Linked DNA regions of Homo sapiens: region 2 is linked to region 1. The links are chromatin contacts, found by Hi-C in ENCODE. All regions are on one chromosome and are shown on one strand. The core of a region is the stretch at or near the end of the contact, and the rest is flanking DNA. Distances in the headings are between cores, read along the strand shown. Region 1 has its middle 20 kb from the start of DNM1L. Region 2 overlaps DENND5B-AS1 (DENND5B antisense RNA 1).

What was found. Hi-C counts contacts between places; a loop is a spot of excess contacts on that map. Pooled maps may share reads with other maps.
Region 2: a pooled map shows a loop between it and region 1 (2.9-fold over the local background). The contact joins two enhancer-like sites. A Hi-C loop is called at or near these places in 1 of 50 pooled maps.

Annotation. Positions count from the first base shown.
Region 1 is chr12:32,656,331-32,662,988 of GRCh38, reverse strand. No RefSeq gene overlaps it. Among named protein-coding and RNA genes, the nearest start is that of DNM1L, 20 kb to the left of the region's middle. Within about 2 kb of position 2,925, at least 3 of the 41 ENCODE cell types and tissues checked have a DNase peak (open chromatin) inside an H3K27ac peak, as active enhancers do.
Region 2 is chr12:31,599,800-31,606,457 of GRCh38, reverse strand. It overlaps DENND5B-AS1 (DENND5B antisense RNA 1), which reads right to left. Exons shown (of 3, transcript NR_046909.1): 2 at 4,604-4,778. Among named protein-coding and RNA genes, the nearest start is that of DENND5B, 12 kb to the right of the region's middle. Within about 2 kb of position 2,862, at least 3 of the 41 ENCODE cell types and tissues checked have a DNase peak (open chromatin) inside an H3K27ac peak, as active enhancers do.

The sequences.
Region 1 (6,658 bases), core at 1,676-4,175:
AAGTTTCTGAGCCTAAATTTCCTCATCCTACCTTACTGGATTGCAAGGAGTAAACAGATGCTTAGCATAGTTCCCAAAACATGGTAGATAGAAGCACTTAGCACCTTGTTTGGGTCTTTGAATGGAGCATGCATCAGCTACTTCCCTCTTTCCTTCCCAGCTCGCCACTGCACAGATGAGGTGTGTTTAAACTCCAGTATAGGAGTATTGAAGAGAGGTTTTGAAGTCAGAACACTTGTGTCCTTTTTTCACTGTTAAATCTTTTAAAGTCCCTTCTACAGGGTCAGCCTTACCCAACAGCTCACAAGGAATATGAGATGTAATGAAATAGTGATAAAATATATTCAGATTTGAATGTTAATCACTCAATCATTTACACAAAACAAAACCAAAACACCCCACAGGGGACTACTTTCTTTAAGGCACACATTTTCTTAGTTTCTTTAGTTATCAAATAGTAACTAACATCAGTTATATTTCCCTGTTGTATTTACAAGTTCAATAAGAACACTAATCATAATAACATGTTGTGGGGATGGGGAGTGGTTACTGGAGGCTCTTTTTTTTTTTTTTTTTTTTTTCTTGAGACGGAATCTCGCTCTGTCACCCAGGCTAGAGTGCATGGTGCCATCTTGGCTCACTGCAACCTCCGCCTCCCAGGTTCAAGTGATTCTCCTGCCTCAGCCTCCTGAGTACCTGGGATTACAGGCATGTGCCACCACGCCCGGCTAAGTTTTGTATTTTTAGTAGAGACGGGGTTTCACCATGTTGGTCAGGCTGGTCTCAAACTCCTGACTTCATGATCCGCCTGCCTCAGCCTCCCAAAGTGCTGGGATTACAGGCGTGAGCCACCGCGCCTGGCCTGGAGGCTCTTAATCATGGCCCAAGGGAATGGCAAAGCTGAGGAAATACCTTAAGGAGTTGTTAGACAGCGAAGGGAGGAGGAGCAGGACGATGGCATCAGGAGCTGGTCCCTCCTGATGCTAACAGAGGAAAGGCTCCATTTGCTCAGTGCGTTGACCTGACTCAGGGCAAACTGACTCTGCACAATTGCAATTCATGTGGCAGGTGCAGCTTGCCCAGTGGCCGAGGTCACTCCTACAGCGGCCCAGGCATCAGGCCCTGGTGTTAGCTATTTATAGTTACACCTTCTACGTGGTGTCCCAGGAGCATTTCCTAGATGAGCTGGAAGATGAGGCCAAAGCTGTCTGAACCCAAGCTCTGGCAAGGGCGTCAGCACCTCAATCTGGATGGGCATTGCACATCTCTGACCTGCTGCAGCCCCTTCATATGGTGGATGACGCCCCACAACCCTGTAGAAATTGAAGCCTGCTCATAACATCACTGGCCTTCTTACCAACCTTGAGCCATGACAGAGCCCAGGAAGCCAGGAACTCACACATTTGGCCACTATCAAGGGAACATTGCCCTCCTCACACTCACTGCGTGCAGTGATTGAGCCCTTCTTGTAGTTTGTCTTCTTGTTTGAAGGATGTACAACCTAATCTTAGTTTTTCCCAAAGTTTCTGACTTTGTGATACACCCTCTTCACTTCCCAGTGGCACAACTGTTATGGGGGTAGGTGTGGCAGCTCTGAGCAGTGTTGGAGTCAAAAGTGGGAAAGATAGGGTCAAGTTAAGAATAATAAACTTGACTGGGCGCGGTGGCTCATGCCTGTAATCCCAGCACTTTGGGAGGCCGAGGCGGGCGGATCACCTGAGGTCAGGAGTTTGAGACCAGCCTGGCCAGCGTGGCAAAACCCGGTCTCTACTAAAAATACAAAAATTAGCCGGGCACGGTGGCGGGTGCCTATATTCCCAGCTACTCAGGAGGCTGAGGCTGGAGAATTGCTTGAACCTGGGAGACGGATGTTGCAGTGAGCCGAGATCGCGCCACTGCACTCCAGCCTGGGTGACAGAGTGAGACTCCGTCTCAAAAAAAAAAAAAAGAATGAACTTGACTCACCCCCGCCCCCGCCAAAAAAGATGTTAAATTACACTAGAGAAATAGAGATGGCTCTGGAAAAGTTTAGCAATCATGGTGCAAGGCCACTTAAGGACAGGGATTTTCAAACAGCAGATCACGCACCATGTTCCCAGTCCACTGGTATTGAGGCTATTTTTATCTCTCCGTGAGTTCCCAGATTTCATACTAGAGATAAGGCATCACTTTGCTCCAGGGACCTTATTACTAAAGATTCACCCACTACATACTAAGAATCTAAGGCAGTTACTCAGGGCCCAGGAAACTTTCTGGTCAGATGCCATCATCGTTCCACTTGGACCTGAGGGAAGCAGAGCACTGGACAGGGGGACAGGAGAAAAGAAGACAGGGTTGCAGAGAAAGTCACAGCTGACAATCTTGGCTGTCCTCCATCCCTGTCTGAGGAGTGGCGGGAGTGGGGGAATGGGTAGCCAGAGAAGTGGAGGCTCTGGAGCGGGGCTTCCCAACCTCGGCACCATTGACATTTTGGGCCAGATCATTGTTTGGGGGGCTGTACTGTGCCTCCTGGGATGTTTAGCAGCTTCCCTGGCCTCTACCCACAAGATGCTAGTAACACTACCTCCCCATCACCACTCCGTTTGTGACAAACAAAAATGTCTCCAGACTTTGCCACATGTCCCCAGGTGGGGAAGAAAGGGGAGGTAGGAAACCAGGTTGGGAACCACACTGCTCTGTCGTGTGAGAAGGCAAAGAACGGGAATACGACCTGGCCAGCTCCCAATTTCCTTTCTCCTTTATAAACATTTGGCTGTTTTAGAAAGCCTTTTTATGGATCTCTTAATTCCTTTCTCTTTTCCAGCCAGATAGCTATCTTTGCTTTCAGTCTAGACAGCCCACAACAGGCTGAGGCTTACCTGAGAGCCTCTCAGTGAAGCCTGTGGAGCTGGGTGGACAGCAGGAGGGTGTGCTGTCACAGGGAGCAGGCAGAGCACTGAAGTCTTGGCTGCACAGGGCTGTGGTACTGCGCCTGAGTGCAACCCTTAAGACTAATGGCCTTTCCTCAACTTTATCACAATGGTTCATAAAAATGGGGACCAGGGGCCGGGTGTGGTGGCTCACACCTGTAATCCCAGCACTTTGGGAGGCCAAGGTGGGTGGATCACCTGAGGTCAGTAGTTCGAGACCAGCCCAGCTAACATGGCGAAACCCTGTCTCTACTAAAAATACAAAAATTAGCAGGGCATGGTGGCACAGCCCTGTAGTTGCAGCTACTCGGGAGGCTGAGGCAGGAGAATTGCTTGAATCCGGGAGGCAGAGGTTGCAGTGAGCCGAGATCATGCCACTCAGCCTTGGTGACACAGCAAGACTCATCTCAATAATAAATAAATAAATAAATAAATAAATAAATAAATAAATAATTTTTAAAAATGGGGATGAGGGACAGGCAAAAAAATGGAATGAGTGAGAATCACTTGGGAGAAAATTATACACCCAAGCCCACCTGCCAGCATGCAGCCTCAGGCATATCAAATCCACAGGGCAGCAGGATGTGGGACAGATGTGTGTATTTCCGAAACACAGCTCACATGATTCTCAGATGTTGCTTCCTCCCACCCTCTCCTTCGAGTTGAATCACCTGCCAAAGGGGTTTTCTATGACATCTGCCCTTTATCACAGATGGAACTCTCAGTAACAAGTCAAAGATGTTTCTTGATGCATTATTTACAATGCTTACACTGAAAAACTGTGATGGAATATGAATGAAATTATTTCTATAAAGTTCCTAGAATAGTGGCTAGCAGATACTAAACCCTCAGGTTTTGGCTGTTACTGTGAAAACTGTTTTGGAAGGAGGGGAAGTGCTTAGGGTACAATTTAAATAAAACTAATAGGACCTCAGACTACAAACAGTGGATCTCTATTTTATTTTATTATTATTATTTTTTGAGACGGAGTCTCTCTTTGTTGCCCAGGCAGGGCAGTGGCACAATCTCCGTTCACTGCAGCCTCTGCCTCCCGGGTTCAAGTGATTCTTGTGCCTCAGCCTCTGGAGTAGCTGGGATTACAGGTGCCCACCACCATGCCTGGCTAATTTTTATATTTTTAGTAGAGACAGGGTTTCACCTTGTTGGCCAGGCTGGTCTTGAACTCCTGACCTCAGGTGATGCACCCGCCTTGGCGTCCCAAACTGCTGGGATTACAGGCGTGAGCTATGGCGCCCGGCCCGGATCTCTATTTTATTTTATTTTTTTGAGACGGAGTCTTGCTTTGTCGTCCAGTCGGGAGTACAATGGCGCGATCTCGGCTCACTGCCACCTCCGCCCCTTCAGGTTTAAGCAGTTCTCTGCCTCAGCCTCCCGAGTAGCTGGGATTACAGGCGCCCGCCACCATGCCCGGCTAATTTTTTGTATTTTTAGTAGAGACGGGGTTTCACCATCTTGGCCAGGCTGGTCTTGAACTCCTGACCTCCTGACCTGCCTTAGGCCTCCCAAAGTGCTGAGATTACAGGCGTGAGCCACCGCGCCCGGCCAGATCTCTATTTTATAAAGAGACACCTAGCCGGGCGCGGTGGCTCACGCCTGTAATCCCAGCACTTTGGGAGGCCGAGGCGGGCAGATCACGAGATCAGATCGAGACCGTCCTGGCTAAAACGGTGAAACCCCGTCTCTACTAAAAATACAAAAATTAGCGAGGCGTGGTGGAGGGCGCCTGTAGTCCCAGCTACTAGGGAGGCTGAGGCAGGAGAATCGCTTGAACCCGGGAGGCGGAGCTTACAGTGGGCCGAGATCGCGCCACTGCACTCCAGCCTGGGCTACAGAGCGAGACTCTGTCTCAAAAAAAAAAAAAAAAAAAAAAAAGAGAGAGAGAGAGACACCTATATAACACCTATATATGGGGGATCCCAGGTCAAGATTGAGCTGTGACAGTAGTCTATCCCTTGGATTCGGTCGTGAGTTCTATTGTGGATAAGGTTGGAGAAATTTGCTTTGATTTTTTTTTTTTTTTTTTTTTTTTTTTAAGAAAAGGAGAATAACAGAATCAAGGAGCAAGGGCAACTTGACCATGGGGCGGCCGCATTGTAGACTGTTCTTCCCAGCAGAGCAGGATAAGGGGGGCTGGCCGGGGAGCTGCCGGTGTTGCCATCCTGTAAGGGATGCTAAAGTATCAATGAGCACTTAGGCATCTCTGAAACCATAGTGATATGGAGAAAGTTGTGTTTGCCGGAACTCCTGCAGAGCACAGAATGTGGTTAGTCACTTATCATAGTTTGAAACCCTTAGAGGGCACTCTTGAGCAACAATAAATGATCCCTAAACAGCTTTCCAGTGAAACCTGTTCCAGCTGATTCCACGTCCTTTTACTTGATGAGTAGTAAATATACACAACTCTCTCCCCAAAACTGAAGAGCGCAGATACAATGGAAAGATTGCCAGCTCTCCCCCAGAAGTCTGACTATTTTGTTCATCCCTCCGTGCTCTAAATACATGTTGAGGCCAGGTGCAGTGGCTCATGCCTGTAATCCCAGCACTTTGGGAGGCCAAGGTAGGAGGATCACTTGAGCCCAGAAGGTTGAGGCTGCAGTGAGCCGTTTGTGCCACTGGGTGACAGAGACCCTGTCTCAAAAACAAATAAAAAAACCCAATAAAATAAATTCATGTTGAGCAACTATTTCAAGAATATTGATTTTAAAGGGTGCCTAGATATTACTTTACCTGGGAGCCTACATGTCCCATCTGTTCCTGATCTCAGGCTGGCCCCATGGCCCACATCACAGCCCCATAAACAGTGAGTTGTTGGCAGAAGCTGAAGGAATTATGTGTTGTGTTTGGTTGTTATGTTGTCCAAGGAATCTGTTGAGCCCAAAGACCTAAGCAACACACACAGTATAACTGGGGCTCAGGTAACAAATAGTAATGCGAAGTGTGGGAGCTGGGGATCTCTCTTCTGTGTGGAGCCCAGCTCCACTGCCAGATAATACACCAAAGCTGAGAGGAAGGGTGGACCTGGCCCTTGGTTACCACTACTGGCAAACTATCCTAGGTGGCCAACTGCTACTAGTGGGCTGGTGCTATCATTTTGTTAGATGGATAAAGTGGATATTGGTGGTTCCTTAATAACAATGTATTTCTTCTTAAACTTTAAATTTTTAGATGGAAAAAATGGAAAAGACAGAGAAGAAAAATTAAGAAAAAAAACAGCTAGGCTTTTATTTTATTTTATTTTGAGACAGAGTCTTGCTCTGTTGCCCAGGCTGGAGTGCAGTGGAGTGATCTCAGCTCACTGAAGCCTTGGCCTCCCGGGTTCAAGCGATTCTCCTGCCTCAGCCTCCCGAGTAGCTGGGATTACAGGTGCCCGCCACCATGCCTGGCTAATTTTTGTATTTTCAGTAGAGATGGGTTTCACCATGTTGGCCAGGCTGGTCTTGAACTCCTGACCTTGTGATCCTCCCGCCTCGGCCTCCCAAAGTGCTAGGATTACAGGCATGAGCCACCATGCCCGGCTTTTTTTTTTTTTTTTTTTTAATTTAATAGACATTAATCTTTACTTTGGCTGTTTGAAGCAAGAGTTTGAGAAACTGCTCCTCTCTGGACTTGGGGCTCTAATCTCATACATGGGTTTTGTTTTGTTTTGTTTTTTCTTTTCTTTTTTTCTTTTTTTTGAGACAGAGTCTCATTCTGTCACCCAGGATGGAGTGCAGTGGTGTGATCTCCTC
Region 2 (6,658 bases), core at 1,613-4,112, 1.1 Mb after region 1:
ACATTTTTTAAAATTGAAAATAGAAAAAGAAAAATATGGCCAGGTGAGGTGGCTTACGCCTGTAATCCCAACACTTTGGGAGGCTGAATTTGGCAGATCACCTGAGGTCTAGAGTTTGAGACCAGTCTGGCCAACATGGTGAAACCTTGTCTCTACTAAAAATACAAAAAAAATTAGCTGGACATGGTGGCACACGCCTGTAGTCCCACTGCACTCCAGCCTGAGCAACAGAGGGAGACTCTATTTCAAAAAAAAAAAAAAAAAAGTAAAAGAAAAGTATGATTTCCCCAATTTAAATTGAGATTAGAGGTAATGCATATGTTAGCTAGATTTAGTCATTATACCATGTATATATACTTCAAAATATTGTTATACACAGTAAATACATATAATTTTATCTGTCAATTCAAAAAAAAATTAAAACTGAGATTACCCTTTTTGTGTTGGGCCATTTATTTACTAGTCAACCTGTTTGAGGAGCTTGATGTTTTTTTCAGCTTATATAGACAACAATTTCGCTGAATGATAGAGAGTTTGCTTATATATTAAGGACAGAGAAGCTAAACACAGGGACATAAAGTTATTTTATCCATCGTAAACTCTAAAGGGGAGTATAAATCTAAAGTGGTTGATTCATGCTCCTGGCTTTTTGCTACTAGATAATGCTCTCTCCTACTCTTAGGTAATAACATGCATAGCCAAAATTAAGCCTCTTATGTTGCCTTGGATTCTGTTACTTTAAATAGGCACTCACCAGATTATAATTTTGGCTCGTTTGGAGATTGCTGCAGTCTGATACTAATTTTTTTCCTCCCCCCAACCCACAAAATTACAATGGGCAAGCTAGAAGTCAGGAACAATTATTCCAACAGTACAATTAAATGGGCTTTTCTCCTGGCATTTTTCTTGCCATCTTTAATTACTGTTTGAGTCTGAAGTTAAAGGAAATAGTCACAGGAGAAGAATTCTTAAGAGAGAGAGAGGAGAATGAGTCCATACTTTTCCTCAAACAGAATAGATACTTTCCAAAACATTTTCCAAAAACTATTATGTAAGCTAACATTGCTCCTTAGAAATGATGCCTGTGGAGGGGATATAGACTTGGAGGATGATGTTTGCTTAGAAGGGAGCCATGGCAAATAAACATCCTGAAGTTTCTAAGATTTCAAGCCTAATTCAATAATGGGATTATGGCTAAATTGCTAAACTTAAAATAATTGCCTTATGAACAGTCACATTGATTATGACTAAAAAGGACAGAGGATTTGTGTTCTATTTTTAGAGTAGATATACGGCCTTTGTTGGGGAGGCTGAGGGATGCATTTAATCAATCAATCTTCTGAAAGTATAAACTGTGTGATGTGTGGATGTGAGGTGAGAGAAAACAGCTCCCTACCTCCGGAAGCTCTTAGCTGCACAAGTAGGGAAGAAAACATTAATGTTATTGTCTGAATGTTTGTGTCTTCCCCAAATTCACATGTTGAAATCCTAACCCCCAATGTGAGGCGTTGGGAGGTAGAGCCTTTGGGAGATGATTAGGTCATGAAGGCGGGTACCTTATCAGTGGGATTAGTGCCTTTATAAAAGAGACCCCAGGAGAACTAGTTCTTTTCTTTTTACCACCTGAGGACACAGTGAGAAGGTGCCATCTATCATCCAGGAAACTAGCCTTCACCAGACAATGAATTTGCTGGTACCTTGGACTACCCAGCCTCCAGACTGCAGTAAATAAATTTCTGTTGTTTATAAGCCACTCAGTTTATGGCATTTTGTCACAGCAGGCCAAACAGACTAAAACAATTAATACACTTAGAATAATATTGCAATACTAAAAGGTGTGGGACCAGTTACAAGTGCCTCTGAATTCAAAGTGGGAAAGAATAGATGAGTGAGATTTCTGTGATTTAAAAGAGGTGTTAGAAATTGCATGTGAAGGCCAGGCTCCATAGCTCATGCCTATAATCCCAACACTTCACAAGGCTGAGGTGGGCAGATCATTTAAGTCTGGGAGTTCAAGACCAGCATGAGCAACACAGCAAAACTCAGTCTCTACAAACAAACAAACAAACAAACAAACAAAGAAACATTAGCCAAGTGTGCTGGTATATGCCTGTGATCCAGCTACTTGGGAGGCTGAGTGGGAGGATCACTTGAACCTGGGAGGTGGAGGCTTCAGTGAGCCATGATTGTGCCTGTACTCTAGCCTAGATGACGGAGTGAGACCTAATCTCAAAAAAAAAAAAAAAAAAAAAGAACAAGAGAAATTGTATGTAGCAGGGGGCATGGTGGCAGGCACCCATAATCCTAGCTACATGGGAGGTTGAGGCAGGAGAATCACTTGAGCTCGGGAAGTGGAGGTTGCAGTGAGCTGAGATCGCACCACTACACTCCAGCCTGGGTGACAGAGTGAGACTCCATCTCAAAAAAAAAAAAAAAAAGAAAAGAAAAAAGAAAAAGAGAGCGAGAGAGAGAAATCACATGTGAAGTCTGTAACAGAGAACTCAGGTTCAAAGTCTGGCATGTGGCCAGAGTTTAAAGATGCTGGATCCAAAATATACTCAGATCAAGACTGATAGTGTTATTCCGTTGGCTACTGGAGTGTTTTCAACCTTAAGGTTTTTAGATGGAATTGAGAAAGATTACAAATTTGTAACATAAAATCAAGTTAATCACTGAGTAGCCAAATTGGTTTTTTTGATGATTGAAAATTATGCAAACTTTGTTTCATTTCTCTTTTTTTACTTTTTTTTTTAAGAAACAAAGTCTCTGTTCTGTCACTCAGGCTGGAGTGCAGTGGTGCGATCATAGCTCACTTCCACCTGCAACTCTGGGCTGAAGCAATCCTCCCACCTCAGTCTCCCTGGTAGCTGGGGTTATAGGCACATGCCATCACACCTGGCTAATCCTTTCAATTTCATAGTTATTTATACTCTTCAGACTATTTTGAATGTATATATGTACAGCATTATATATCTCTAGGATTTTATTCATTGATATATCCCTGGAACATTACCTGGCATATAGTAGGCATTATAAGAATTGTTGAGTAATTAATGAATGTTCATGCATCCATGTATACATATGCATATATGTATAGTTATTCAAATTAGTCTCACTAATAAGTCATTATAATAGTTACAAATTTGAGTGATTTATATAAGAATAGCCATGATTCACAATGCTGATCATCTTTTCTCACAGAAACACACACGGACTTAAGAAAGAAAGGCTTTGAATTACAAAAAGCAATAGATGCCTGTTGTCAATTTTTAACAATATAGAAATATGAAAAATAACAAATGGAAGCTGTTCAGATGTTTTCATGCACAAACATGTATACAGTTTATTTTTAACACAAAAATAGGAACTATATATTTTTCTTTTCTTGCTTTTTTTTTTTTTGAGATGGAGTCTCATTCTGTTGCCCAGGCTGGAGTGCAGTGTCACGATCTCAGCTCACTGCAACCCTCCATCTCCCAGATTCAAGTGATTCTTCTGACTCAGCCTCCCAAGTAGCTGGGACTATAAGTGCGCACCACCAAGCCTGGCTAATTTTTTGTAATTTTAATAGAGACGAGGTTTCACCATATTGGCCAGGCTGGTCTTGAACTCCTGACCTCAAGTGATCCGCCCACCTCAGCCTCCCAAAGTGTTGGGATTATGGGTGTGAGCCACCACACCCAGCTGTCTTTTCTTGCCTTTTATATTCAGCCATATATTAGATATTTTTTCCATCAGTGTAACCTCATTCTTAGCATGCATTGTATCAGATATACCAGAATCTATTTAACCACTTCATTTTTTGTCTTTTTTATTTTTATTTAAAATTTTTTTTTATATTTTTTACTTTTTATTTTTAATATAGGCAGAGTTCCATCATGTTGCCCAGACTGGTCTTGAACTCCTAGGCTCAAAGGAACCTCCTGCCTCCCAGAGTGCTGGGATTACAGATGTGAGCCACCACACCCAGCTAACTGCTTCCTATTTCCTATTGGTAGGAATAAGATTGTTTCCACTTTTAAATATAATGAGCAATGTTTCAGGGGACGTTGTACACATATTCTTTACTTGCATATTTCTGTAGGAGAAAGTCTGAGATGCAGAATTGATGAATCAGAGGGTATGAGTATTCTAACTTTTGATAGAAAATCTGCATTTTAATTTCTACTCATATACTCTTGATTTTGGTTTGATGGAAGGAACCCAGCCAACCCAGGAAAATACCTTCTGCAGAAGGCTGCTAAAATTTCTTCCTCATCTTGGGCCAGGCGCAGTGGCTCATGCCTGTAATCCCAGCACTTTGGGAGGCCGAGGTGGTTAGATCACAAAGTCAGGAGTTCAAGACCAGCCTGGCCAAGATGGTGAAACCTCGTCTCTATTAAAAACACGAAAATTAGCTGGGCGTGGTGGCACACGCCTGTAATCCCAGCTGCTCAGGAGGCTGAGGCAGGAGAATCGCTTGAACCCGGGAGGCAGAGGTTGCAGTGAGCCGAGATTGCGCCACTGCACTCCAGCCTGGGTGACACAGCGAGACTCTCCTTCTCAAAAAAAAAAAAAAAAGATTTCTTTCTCATCTTATGGGCTGATTTCCAGGAAAGCCTACCTTAGCTGCCTGAAGCTCTAGTGCAGATCACTGTCACATCCTTAAGAAGAGCTAGTTCTGGCCGGTCGCGGAGGCTCACGCCTGTAATCCCAGCGCTTTGCGAGGCCGAGGTGGGCAGATCACGAGGTTAGAAGATTGAGACCATCCTGGCTAATACGGTGAAACCCCGTCTGTACTGAAAATACAAAAAAAAAAAAAAAAAAAAAAAAAAATTAGCCGCGCCTGGTGGCGGGCGCCTGTAGTCCCAGCAACTCAGAAGGCTGAGGCAGGAGAATGGCGTGAACTCGGGAGGCAGAACTTGCAGTGAGCCGAGATCGCGCCACTGCACTCCAGCCTGGACAACAGACCGAGCCTCCGTCCCCCCAAAAAAAAGAAAAGAAGAAAGAAGAGCTAGTTCTGGGGCTTTTTCTAGAATATGGAATTATATTTCTTTCCTTTCAGTTTTTTTTTTTTTTTTTTTGGAGGCGGAGTCTCGCTTAGTCGCCCAGGCTGGAGTGCAGTGGCGCGATCTCAGCTCACTGGAAGCTCCGCCTCCCAGGTTCATGCCATTCTCCTGCCTCAGCCTCCCGAGTAGCTGGGACTACAGGCATGCGCCACTACGCCCGGCTAATTTTTTGCATTTTTAGTAGAGACGGGGTTTCACCGTGTTAGCCAGGATGGTCTCGATCTCCTGACCTCGTGATCTGCCCACCTCGGCCTTCCAAAGTGCTAGGATTGCAGGTGTGAGCCACCGCGCCTGGCCTCCTTTTAGATTCATAAGGTTTTTTTTTTTTTTTAACTGGACGGGATCTTAGAGACTATTCCCCTTATTTTGAGAGTAAACATTCAGTTGAAAGTTAAAGAAAATAACTCAAACTGGCTGAAACAATAAAAGGAATTCATTGGCTCACATTAACTGACAAATTCCAGATATTGAGTAGGCTTCCTGTATGATTTGAGCCAGAGTTTATAATATAGTCTACTTTTCAGTGATATTCTTGGCTCTGCTCCATTCTGTATATTGGCTTCATCCTTGGCCTGGCTTTCCTTGTAAGGCTACTGGTAATTTTGGGACGGTATATATCATATTTACACCCAAGGTAAGAAGAGGATGTTCCTTTCTCCAACTATCAAACAAAAGTTCTGAACCTCATCCTAATTAGGCCAGCTTAGGATAACTGTTCATCCCTGAGTCAGTAACTCTTAAAAGGAATATAGGTTCACAAAGACATCCTAGAGCTAGGTGTAAACCCAATACCATGTGAAGGACATGAACACTACACAACGAAGGAGGAGGGGATGGATTCTGATTAAACAGCCACCTATTAGGGAGGAACTTCCTTTCCTCTTGCCTCACGTTTCCATGTAGAGGAACTTCTACTACAGTAACACTGTTGGCCCCCACTTCACCCCTCCCCTGCCTGCTAGGTTTGCAAAGTAGTTCATGGTCTTCATTTCTCCATTGGATGGCGCTAATCTAATTAAAGTTAGCAAGCATTGGAGAGTCTTCTATTTCCTTCCCACCTGGGGCTTACATGGGACAGCAATACTGAACTAAATGTAGATGCTCTACAGATTCAAATATCCCCTTCGGTGGCCTGAGCCAGGGTTTGGTCAGCGGGAAGAAAAGATTGAAGGGATGGAAAGTAATGTAGCAAATCTCTGCCACAGACCTGCTCTTTCTTCAGATCAGCTTTACCTTTTTTTTTTTTTTTTTTTTTTTTTTTAAAGACAGAGTCCACTCTGTCACCCAGGCTGGAGTGCAGTGGTGCTATCTGCACTCACCACAACCTCCGCTTCCCAGGTTCAAGTGATTCTTCTGCCTCAGCCTCCCGAGTAGCTGGGATTACAGGTGTGCGCCATTGCACCTGGCTAATTTTTGTATTTTCAGTAGAGATGGGGTTTTGCCATGTTGGCCAGTCTGGTCTTGAACTCCTGACTTCAGGTGATCTGCCCACCTCAGCCTCCCAAAGTGCTGGGATTACAGGTGTGAGCCACCGTGCCCAGCCGGCTTTAGCATTAACAGAGGCTACATTTAATAATAGAAACTGTTCTCCATCTGTTGGCATCCTATAT